Linked DNA regions of Homo sapiens: region 2 is linked to region 1. The links are chromatin loops, found by intact Hi-C in ENCODE. Cell type or tissue: heart left ventricle. All regions are shown on one strand.

The links. A loop is a pair of places that touch in the nucleus more often than their neighbours do. Peaks named below come from ENCODE experiments on the same cell type or tissue, not always from the same donor. Only the 100,000 strongest peaks of a DNase experiment are listed, where the experiment ranks them.
Region 2: a loop joins it to region 1, with 2.3 times the contacts of the local background. A loop is called at or near these places in 2 of 110 quality-filtered maps.

The regions. Positions count from the first base shown.
Region 1 is chr16:2,499,247-2,504,246 of GRCh38, forward strand. TBC1D24 (TBC1 domain family member 24) reads left to right here. Exons shown (of 8, transcript NM_001199107.2): 5 at 111-174; 6 at 589-684; 7 at 1,022-1,244; 8 at 1,558-5,000. The coding sequence ends at 1,712. Among named protein-coding and RNA genes, the nearest start is that of ATP6V0C, 12 kb to the right of the region's middle. RefSeq lists an enhancer at 848-1,665. In heart left ventricle, CTCF peaks have their summits at 2,138 (motif pointing left), 2,364 and 3,898; DNase peaks (open chromatin) are centred at 1,175, 1,435, 2,145, 3,895 and 2 weaker places; H3K4me3 peaks cover 687 bases.
Region 2 is chr16:2,001,672-2,006,671 of GRCh38, forward strand. It overlaps ZNF598 (zinc finger protein 598, E3 ubiquitin ligase), which reads right to left. Exons shown (of 14, transcript NM_178167.5): 4 at 1,945-2,057; 5 at 1,320-1,449; 6 at 850-1,061; 7 at 535-752; 8 at 1-29. Among named protein-coding and RNA genes, the nearest start is that of ZNF598, 5.6 kb to the right of the region's middle. RefSeq lists silencers at 2,370-2,439, 3,937-4,231. In heart left ventricle, a CTCF peak has its summit at 2,327 (motif pointing right); DNase peaks (open chromatin) are centred at 515, 943, 2,350, 2,760 and 1 weaker place; H3K4me3 peaks cover 498 bases; H3K27ac peaks cover 188 bases.

The sequences.
Region 1 (5,000 bases):
AAGCACAGTTCCCAGGTCTTCGCCCCAAGACAGCTGGGGCCAGCGGAGGCTGCAGGAGGCGGCTGGGAGGGTGTGCAGGGTGACAGCTGGCATGCGTGTCTCTACGCCAGGTTCTACTTCCAGTGTGAAGGACATGAGCCTACCCTCTTGCTCATCAAGACCACGCAGAAGGAGGTGAGCAGGGGCCCTGGAGCCAGGGCTGGCTCTGATGGGCTCCAGGGCTGGCTCTGATGGGCTCCAGGGCTGGCTCTGATGGGCTTCAGGGCCTAGGCCTCCTGGGCCAGATCCAGAGTCAGAGCGTGGGTATGGCCAGCACATGGGGCTCATCCCACACTCAGGGCCACAAGGGGAAATGAGACTATCCCCAACACAGCCCCCGCCCACCCTCATTGCCAGCCCCAAGCCAGGGGCAGGGTGCACACACCTGCAACACTGCCTTTCCCACACCACTCCTGCCCTGGGGTGGGGGTGGGAGACGGCAATGCCTGCACCCCCACCTGTGACCTGGGACAGGCCCGTCAGTAGTCTGGAGCACAGGGACGCTCCTGGGGGCCTGCGGGCACAGCCTCACCCAGACCTTTCCCCCAGGTGTGTGGTGCTTACCTGTCCACAGACTGGAGTGAGAGAAATAAGTTTGGAGGCAAACTGGGCTTCTTTGGGACCGGAGAATGCTTTGTGTTTAGGGTGAGTGGGGCCAAGTGTCCCCAAACCCCCACGCAGACCCTGTAGCTGCATCCCTCCAGGAGCACCCGCCTGCCCTGGGGACACTGTTGGGTGTCGCCATGGCAGTCACCCAGCAGCGTCATCGCCCTGTGTGCTTCCGGGTTTGATCATTCAGCCGTGCGCTGCTCCGGGGCAGGGGGCTTCATCTGCTCGAGCCACCAGCTCCCCAGCCCCTGGCTCGGGCTGCACCCACCTTGGGCTCTGGGTGCAGATTCACGGGATGAAACGGGTTGTGGCTCTGGGGCAGAGGGGCCTGCGAACGCCCGCGCCAGCTCCTCACACTCCCCTTCCACCCCAGCTGCAGCCTGAGGTGCAGCGCTACGAGTGGGTGGTGATCAAGCACCCCGAGCTGACCAAGCCCCCACCCTTGATGGCTGCCGAGCCCACCGCCCCACTCAGCCACTCCGCCTCCTCAGACCCCGCTGACCGCCTCTCGCCCTTCCTGGCCGCTCGCCACTTCAACCTGCCCTCCAAGACCGAGTCCATGTTCATGGCGGGGGGCAGCGACTGCCTCATCGTCGGTGAGCGCCAGCAGACGGGGCTCTGGGATGAGGGTGTGGGGTCCGGGCAGCTGAAGCTGCTGCACCCAGCCCTCCCTGACCGGGGTGGCAGAGAAGAGGCCCTGGGTGTCAGGGTGGACCAGGCATGATGGGTGGGAGGGGGCTGGAAGGGAGAGACCAGCCTGGACAGCTGGTCCTGGGGGCTATGGAGGGTCAACGGTCTGTGCGGTTTCAGAGAGGCCCGTGCAGGGCAGGACAGCTGGGACAGCAGGTGAGGTGCCTGGGTCAGTGCTGATAGGGCAGTCAGGCCGCCACTGACCTGAGCATCCTGCAGGGGGAGGAGGCGGCCAGGCGCTCTACATCGATGGGGACCTGAACCGGGGCCGCACAAGCCACTGCGACACCTTCAACAACCAGCCCCTCTGCTCCGAGAACTTCCTCATTGCTGCCGTGGAGGCCTGGGGCTTCCAGGACCCTGACACCCAGTGACGGCCTGTGCCACGGTGACTGAGCCGTGGTGGGGCGGTGGGCCGAGGCTGGGCTGCCGCCTCGGGCAGCAGAGAGCAGATGAAACCCCCATGTGGTAGGCAGGGTTGGGGGACGGCAGGACCCCATGGCCAAGCCTGGCGTTGCCTGGACCTGCTGCTGCCTCTACCTGGGGTTTGGGCTGGGCTTCCCCAGTCCACCTGCATCTGGGTCAGAGCTGGAGGGCCTGCTGTGCCCCCAGCCCCACCCAGAGCTGGCATAGGAAGTACCTTCCTCCTCCGTGGAGGCTTCCATAGCCCAAGGCCTTGGGAGTGTCTGGGTCTTGCTGCCCCTGAGCCTCTCTAGGCAGCCTGAGCCCCTGGGGTGGGAGTACAACGGCAGTGGGAACGTGCAGCTAAGGGTGGGCCTGTGGTGCCCCCTGCTGGTGCCGCATAGCATCGCGCCCTCCTGAGCAGGGCCCTGCAGCCTGGCTGGCTGGCGACTGAATCCCAGCGTAGATCCCGAGAACAGACTGGCACCCTTGGGCCTGCCCCCTGGCGGACCCCACCCCCTGTCCTGGGCGTTTGCCCCAGTTCCCTCCCCAGGCCTCCTGGGCCACCTCTCACATTAACCCTTCTTGGCTGCCTCTGAGGCTCCCCTGGGCTGCGTTTGGGAGCTGCTGGGTGGGAGGAGGAGGGTGGGATTTGTGCTGGGCTCCACCCCCAGGGAGGGTGGGAGCTGGAGGGGGATGTCACATGTCCTTGTGTTTCTGCAGAGCCTGAAGCTTTTGCTGGGCCTCCCTGCGTGTTCCCATCTGAAGAGGTAGCCCCGGGAGAGGCCCTCAGGGACCGACCCAGACCAGCAAGCTCCATTTCCAGGGGTCTGCCCAGAGAAGCCTGGACCCAGGGGGCTTCTCAGCTCCCCTCCCTTCCAGCCCAGGCCTCCTTGAGCTCCTGTAGCCTCTGCAGCTGCCCATTTCACCTCTTTGTCATTGCAATGACCTGGGGCCCAGGGTCACGCCCAAGCCCCTCTTTGTGGCATGCTCATCTCAGTGCAGCCCCAACTGCTTCTCTGCACCAGGCCCCGTGCCCTCCCCTGGCCCTGGCCACACAGCACCTCCTTGGCCACCTTGCATGGATGCATGTCCTCCCTCTGTCCCTCTTGTGGTGCTGTGGCTGGCCACGTGTCAGGGTTTTCTGTGAGCCTCTCACCTTACAGCCTTTGGGCCCCTGGGCCCCTGCCCTGCCTGAGCCCTGCGCTGGCCAGACGCAGGTAGGTGCCAGGGGAGGCCTTGCCTCTGGGCACTATAGGGGGCAGCCCCCTGCCTTGTGACCTCCCTCCATGCCCCATGACCTCCTTCAACTCGTCTTGAGGGTCTGGTCACCACGGAGGGGAGAAGGGAGACACAGAGGCCCAAGTGGCTGTTCTGGGACCATGGAAGCCTGGGTCACAGAGGCAGGTACCAGCAGTCCTGCCCCCACCCCCGTCCCTGCTGGCCTCCAGCCAGTGCCACTTGGAGTCCCCTGCACCGTGCCACTTTCCATCCCCACACCATTGCCTGCTCCTCCCATGGGGCTTTAGCCTCCCCTGACCATCTGCTCATGTAGCCTCTGACTGGGCGCACAGTGGTGCAGGAGGAAGGACCGGGAACCCTGTGTGGCTTTGGGCAAGCTGACAAACCCGTCTGGAACTCAGTTTCCCCAGCTGTGAAATGGGGCCAGTCCCCATGCCCTGCTGTCCTCCTCACAGGACTGTTGAGAGGCTCGCAGGGGGATGGGGTGAATCCCTCTCACGGGGAGAGGTATGGGAGGGAAGTCGCCACTCATCTCAGCCCACCGCAGCCCTCCAGGCCCCCGCCTGAGCCCCTGAGGCCCTCATCTGTACCGCCAGCTTTGGTGTTCATTAAACATGGTCTTGCTGCATCAACTCCAGGGCTCCAAGCTGAGTCTGATCTCTTCAGCCAGAGGGGCCTCCGGGGGCTTCCTGGGCCTACAGCCAAGCAGGTGTGGGAGGCTGCCCGCTGTAGTGCTCACCCACATTCTATGACTGGAATGCTGCAAGCCTCTTCCAGAGGGAGCCCTCCAGGAGCAGGGAAGTCATATCCGTGGACCATTTGTAGGTTTCCCTCTGCAAACTTCCTGAACTGGGTGGTGATTTTTCTGGCGAGTTAAGTCCAGCAGGTTCTGCGTGGCTGCCCCCAGGGGGCCCCACCCGGGCCTTCCAGTGATCTGGACCAGGAAGACGGATTGCTGCTGGGTCATGATTTCCACATCATGAGCGAAGTTCTTTGTTTTTTGTGTGCATGCAAAATATTGTTTCTTTAAATTTAATATCTTTTCCTAACTTTTCTACTAACCTAGAAGGTATGTGTGATTATTATCTTTTTTATTCTTATCACTGTACTTGTTAGTATCTGATATTAGGTATTCCCAAATAGAACATAATTTATTTTGTTAATGTTCTCTATTTCTTCTTGATTATTTATTAGCTTTGGATGTTAAAAATTAGCCAAAAGTGGCTGCTCTGCCTATGAAGTAGCCATTCTTTGTTTAAAAAAAAAAAAAGCCAACATTTGTTGAAACTGCATAATAAATTATCATTTGTTTTTAGAAACATTCAAAGAATTATTTTTTGATTTTTTTTTTTTTTGGGACAGAGTCACCCAGGCTGGAGTGCAGTGGCATGATCTTGGCTCACTGCAACCTCCGCCTCCTGGGTTCAAGCGATTCTCCTGCCTCAGCCTCCTGAGTAGCTGGGATTACAGGCATACGCCACCACGCCCAGCTAAATTTTTTTTGTATTTTTAGTAGAGGCAGGGTTTCACTGTGTTGGTCAGGCTGGTCTTGAACTCCTGACCTCGTGATCCACCCCCCCCTCAGCCTCCCAAAGTGCTGGGATTACAGGCGTGAGCCACCGCGCCTAGCCTATTTTTTAATTTTTTTGAATAGACCACTTTGTGCTGAATAAATGTTTAACATTTATTTTTAAAACAACAATTGCACCTAATTTAAAATAGTTTATTAAATGAATTCATTAAAGCAGATTATATGCCTTTGGGGCTTCAGAAAATCAGTTTAAGCAAAAGAACTTATGAGAGTAAGTCATTTGTACTTGAATTTTTTCAGAGTTTTAATGAACTAAAGTATTTTAATTTTTCTATTTTTGTAAGCCGCATACTTCATTTTTTGAGTTTTTCAGTGGAATTTGTTTTAAAACGTTTTGAAGATTTCAGAGGCCTTCATATTTCTCTTATCCACTTTCTGAACCCATAAAGCCTTTGCAGTCTCCTTGAGTAGTTTATATTTAGTAATT
Region 2 (5,000 bases), 500 kb before region 1:
CTCCTCGTAGTCTTCGCCACCAACGACCCCTGCGGCCAGCAGACAGCCCGTCACTTCCCGGGACCCCGGGACGACAATAGGAGGAACAGGCCTGCCGTCAAGGCCACACCCGGCCAATGCTCAGGCCTGGATGGCAGAGGCTTTCCTACCCACAGTGCACATGAGCCCGGGAGTGGCACAGGAGCCTCGCAGGGTCCACGCCAGCCACGGGCCTCTACGACCTGGGTGCCAAGCCACAGGAGCAGTGGGAAGGGAGAGGAGGAGGGTCCCCGAGCCCCAGGTGGGATCTGCATACAGCAGATGCTCAGTAAAAGCCTCCTGGTCCAGGGAAGGGCCCCGGGCACCCAGGGCAGCAGACCCGAGACCCTGAGGGAGCAAGAGCTCCTGGCACACAAGGGGTGCTCGGGCGCTCCAGCCTGGCCGGAGGGTGGGAGGTCAGCTCCTGCACCCACAGCTCGGTCTCATCTCAGGCTCCAGAGCAGGGCATGGTCATGCGGCCCCACCTGGGGGCATCCAGGCCAGGTGCCTGCTCACCCTCGTTCCGGCGCGAGTGCCGTGGCGCGTAGCTGAACTGCAGGTCGATGTGGCGGTTCTGGCGTGCCTCGGCGCGGCTGCGACTGTGGCAGGCCGTCCTGTGGGCCTTGAGGTCGATCTCGGTGCGGAAGGCGTGGGTGAACTGCTCCGTGCTGCAGCGGCCTTCCTCACACAGAAAGTGCTTCTCCCGGAAGTGCTCACGCAGGTAGGCATAGTCGCTGGCAGGAGATGGGGTGTCGGTAGGAGGGCTGCAGCCCGGTTAGCCCCACGCCCTCGGGGAGGGAGGGTCATCTGTCTGTCTGCTGCCCGGCCCACCTGTAGTAGTCCTGGGCCCCGTCCGAGTCGCAGAAGTGGCAGAAGTAGTGGTCGCGGCGCAGGTGCTTAAGCAGCTCATCATTGTCCAGGTAGCGCTCGTCACAGAACTTGCAGAGCGGGTGCCCACGGTGCGACGTGTCATCGGGGTCACCCTGCATGCGATGCCGGGCCAGGTCCTTGCGCGAGTACCACTTGCGCTCATATGTGAAGATCTACAAGGCACAGGAGGCTGGGCACAGGCTGGGGGACCCCAAGCCTCCTGCCTCTTCCCACAGGCCAGTGGCGGAGCAGCAAGGGGCGGGAGAGGGCCCCGCCAGCAGCCAGAGGCCTCCCTGCCACGTGCAGCCTGACCCTCAGGGGGCCATCCGGGGCCAGAAGCAGCAGGTGGACAAGCCCCTCCCAGCCGTGTGGCCACATCCCTTGCACCACCCACCGCCTAGGCTCTCTCCGGGGTCGCTGGGGGGGCACACCTGGAGGTGCTGGAGGCACAGACGGCAGCAGAAGAGCTCATGCTGCCTCCGCATGTGCTGCTCCAGGTCCCCGAAGAGGCTGAAAGGTGGCAGCTCGGGGCACCGCGGGCACTCGTGCTGCAGCAGCTGCCTAGGAAGACACCGAGAGCCGCCCACGGCCCCAGGACATTCAGTGTCACCGCCGGGAGCAGGGCCACTCACCAGGCCCCAGGCCCGTGACCCAGGACAGATGCAAGGCCATGGCTGTGCACATGGCCTGGGTCAGAAGCCTGGCTCTAGCCCTGAGCCCATGAGCTGCCCCTCCTCTGAGAGACCAGCCCTGGGACAGCTGTACCCTTTATAGGATTTTCAGGCCACGGGCCTGGCTCACACACCTCGTGTGCCCCTCAAGGTGCCCCCGAGGCAGGTGCTGCACCACCTGGGCATGCCTTTCCCCAGCACAACCACCAGCTCTACCCCCAGGAGGGCCTGGTAAGCCTCCCCAGTCACAGGATGGAAACCCAGGTGCCTGGCCCCAGCATTGGTGCACCAGGTGGCCCCCGAAGTGCCTCCGGTTGTGAGGAGAGTGGGACGTGAAGGGCCACAACCACAGGGAGGCCAGGACCCAGGGAGAGGCCCTGCTCACCTGTACAATGCGTACACCTTTCCATCTGCAAAGTAGATATCATATTTCTTCTCATGCTGCAGCTGGTGGATGGGGATGGTGGCAAAGGCAGGAAGCTTCTTCCCAAAGACCACCTAGAGCCAAAAACCAGAGGGGTGGTGAGCAGGACTGGGATGGGACCCCCACCTGGGATGCAACGGAGGCTCAGAGGCAAGGGAGCCCTCACAGACCCTCTAAGAAGGAGTGAGGCATAAAGGGTCCTCCTAGGAGGCCCCAGCAGGCAGCGGCCCCTGGCACCCTGGCCTAGGCCTCCCCTCCTCACCCCAACCCGCTTGCCTAGGGTCAGGGGCAGAGGACAGAGACACAACGCCAGGCCTCTCCACCAGGGGGCGGCAAGGCCAGTCCCTAAGCAGCCACGCCCCACCGGCCGGGGCCCTCACCCGGTGGCTCCACCCTGCGGGGAACAGAGCAGCTGTCGCTCTGCGGAGCTTTCCAGGACAGAGAAGAAACGTGTTCCAAGCAGCTGCTAAGGGAATACCAATGGCCGCCAGCCGGGGATGCATCAGGTGACAAGGCCCGGCTACCCTGTCCGGCGCCCCCGCCCCCACGTTTCCATGGCGCCTTCACGGCACGAGGCTCAAGCCGACCACCTCAGCTCCGTGCATCCTCAGCAGGCGCTGCAGAGCCTCTGCGTGGGCCCCTTCCCAGGGGTCTCTGGCACCTGCAAAGCTGGCTGCCAGAGGACTTGCCCGTCTGCCCTGTGCCCTCCACAGACGGCCCCGGCATCCCTGCTCAGCTCAGCACCCCTGCTCTCCACGAAGCTCTGCTGGGGAGGACCCTCGCTGCCCCCATGCCAGCAGAGATTGGTGCCACCCACCCCTTGGGTTGGTCAAGCCCCCTTCTGGCTCCATCACTGTCCCAAGCCTGGCACTGGTCACTCGCCTCGGCTCTGGGCCCTTAGAGCAGCTCAAGGCCTCAAGCGCACATCCAGGGCAGGGGGACGTCCTCACCCGGGCAAGGGTCATGCCAAGGTCATGTTAAGTTTACCTTAGCCCCTTAGCCAAAGAGAATGTCGGGCTGGAACGGCCGTGAAGCTGGGAAACCTGAGGCTTGGCAGGAAGAGCCAGTCCCACACGTGCTCAGGGGGTCCTGGGGTGTCTCTGTCCCCCAGAGCAGGTGGTTAAATCTGACTCCCCAGGAGGGTCAGGAGCGCCAGGAGAGCTCAGCCCCCACCCCACCGACAGGAGCCGCTTCCACCAGGGGCGGGGTGGGCGGTACGGGCTGCAGGAGCAGCAGCCCAGGCCTTTCCTCCCCTGGTCACATCAGGCAAGGCTGGGCAGGATGAACTCGGCCGCCTCTGCGTCCCCGTCACATGCTGGGCTCAGATGGGCACTTCATCACAGCTGCCTCCCACGCGCGACGTCTTCAGATGGGAGTCGCAGCCCCACCCAGAGCCCCATTACAAAGGCTGCCAGTCACTGCGGGCCACACCACCCTGACCTGTCCCCTGGCTCCCCTCCCCTGGAGCAGCCTCTCTGCACACCCCAAACACAGGGAAAGGCCCTGGGCCTTGTGCGGCCTCTTTTCACAGCAGCTGCCCTCGCGGCAGCTGGCACCCAGCCCTACCTTCCACTCACTCCCAAGGGCGCCTCTCCAGCCCGACCCTCACAGGCGCAATCTGTGCAGCCACTCAGGGTGCTGCTGGGACCCAGAGCACGAGCCTCCTCGGGGAGCTGAGCGGAGCCACTCAGGGTGCTGCTGGGACGCAGAGCGCGAGCCTCCTCGGGGAGCTGAGTACCTGGACTCCCGGGAACCAGACAGGGCCACTTCCCCACCACAGCTCCCGAAGCAGCAGGCAGGCGGGCGAGGAAGCCAGTGTCTGCCTGTGAGGTGGCCAGGCGAGCAGCCTGTGAGGGAGGCCCCAAGGCTGCCAAAAAGCATCCAAGCCCATCAGACTCCGAGGAGAAACGACTTCCTTCCCCAGAGGAAACCCGTGCCAGGGGCGTCCCCAGCCCCACCTCCCCACTTTGGCACCCCTCCTTTCAGCCGCACGCCCTCATCCACCGTGGGTGGCGGCGACTCAGACTGCGGGCACAGGGGCATCCCAGGCACCCCTAACACGCAGCCAACCTCCACTGGTGCGTCCCCCGAGTGCCACCCGTGTGCGGGCACAGGGCCAGGCCCCGCTGAGGAGCACATACACTCCTCTGTCCTTGCCGCCTGGGGGCACCCATGCTCCATGCGATGCTAGCACATCGCAAGTCCCAAGAAACCTATGTGGGACGGCACTGGTGGGGCTGGCGGACTCGGTCAAGGCAGCCTCTCTGAGGCCAGGGAGCAGCTGGGGGTGGAGGAGCTGCGGGGAGCTGGGCAGAGGCAGGGCCAGGCCGGGCGGATCCCAGGTGCACTGACAGCACCCAGATGAAGGACCCAGGGTGGGCCAGCACGGGAGGGCTACATGCCCCATATGGAGTCTAGATGGGCATCCATCTGCACAGCAGCTAAGGCAGGTACTCCGAGCACCAGGGGTAGCAAGACCCAGAGTATTCGTCCCTCCTGAACAGCTGGGAGGGGTCACCTAGGCAGGGCACCTAAGCGGAGCAACGAGACAGGGGAAAGGAGACACTGGGTGGGCTCAGGAACAGGAAGAGGCTTGTGAAAGAACAATGGCTGTGAGCAAGGTGGGCCCAAGGCCACAATCACTGGAGCAGGAGGGCGTGCAGGTTTGGGGCCGGAGTGAGAAATACCACCTGATAGTGGGGGCCTGAGGCTGCCCATCCTCAGACAGGCAGGGAGACCAGGACTGGCTGCCCAGACCTCAGGAGCGGGCAGTGGGACAGCAGTGCAGCCTGGCATGGCCAGCATCGCCCTCCCTGAGGGTGAGGAGGGGGCTGGACAAGGCTGCGCCCCGCAGCACAGTGGCCAGGGTGGAGTCAGGCACGGTCCACTAAGGAGCCAAACAGCAAGACCCTCCCCCGCCTGATGGTTCCAGCACAGCCAGGCTGGGAGTAGGGGACGTAGGGGACATGGAGGCCAGGGGAAGATGGCTATGGGTAGGGGACTTGGGGGCCTGGGGG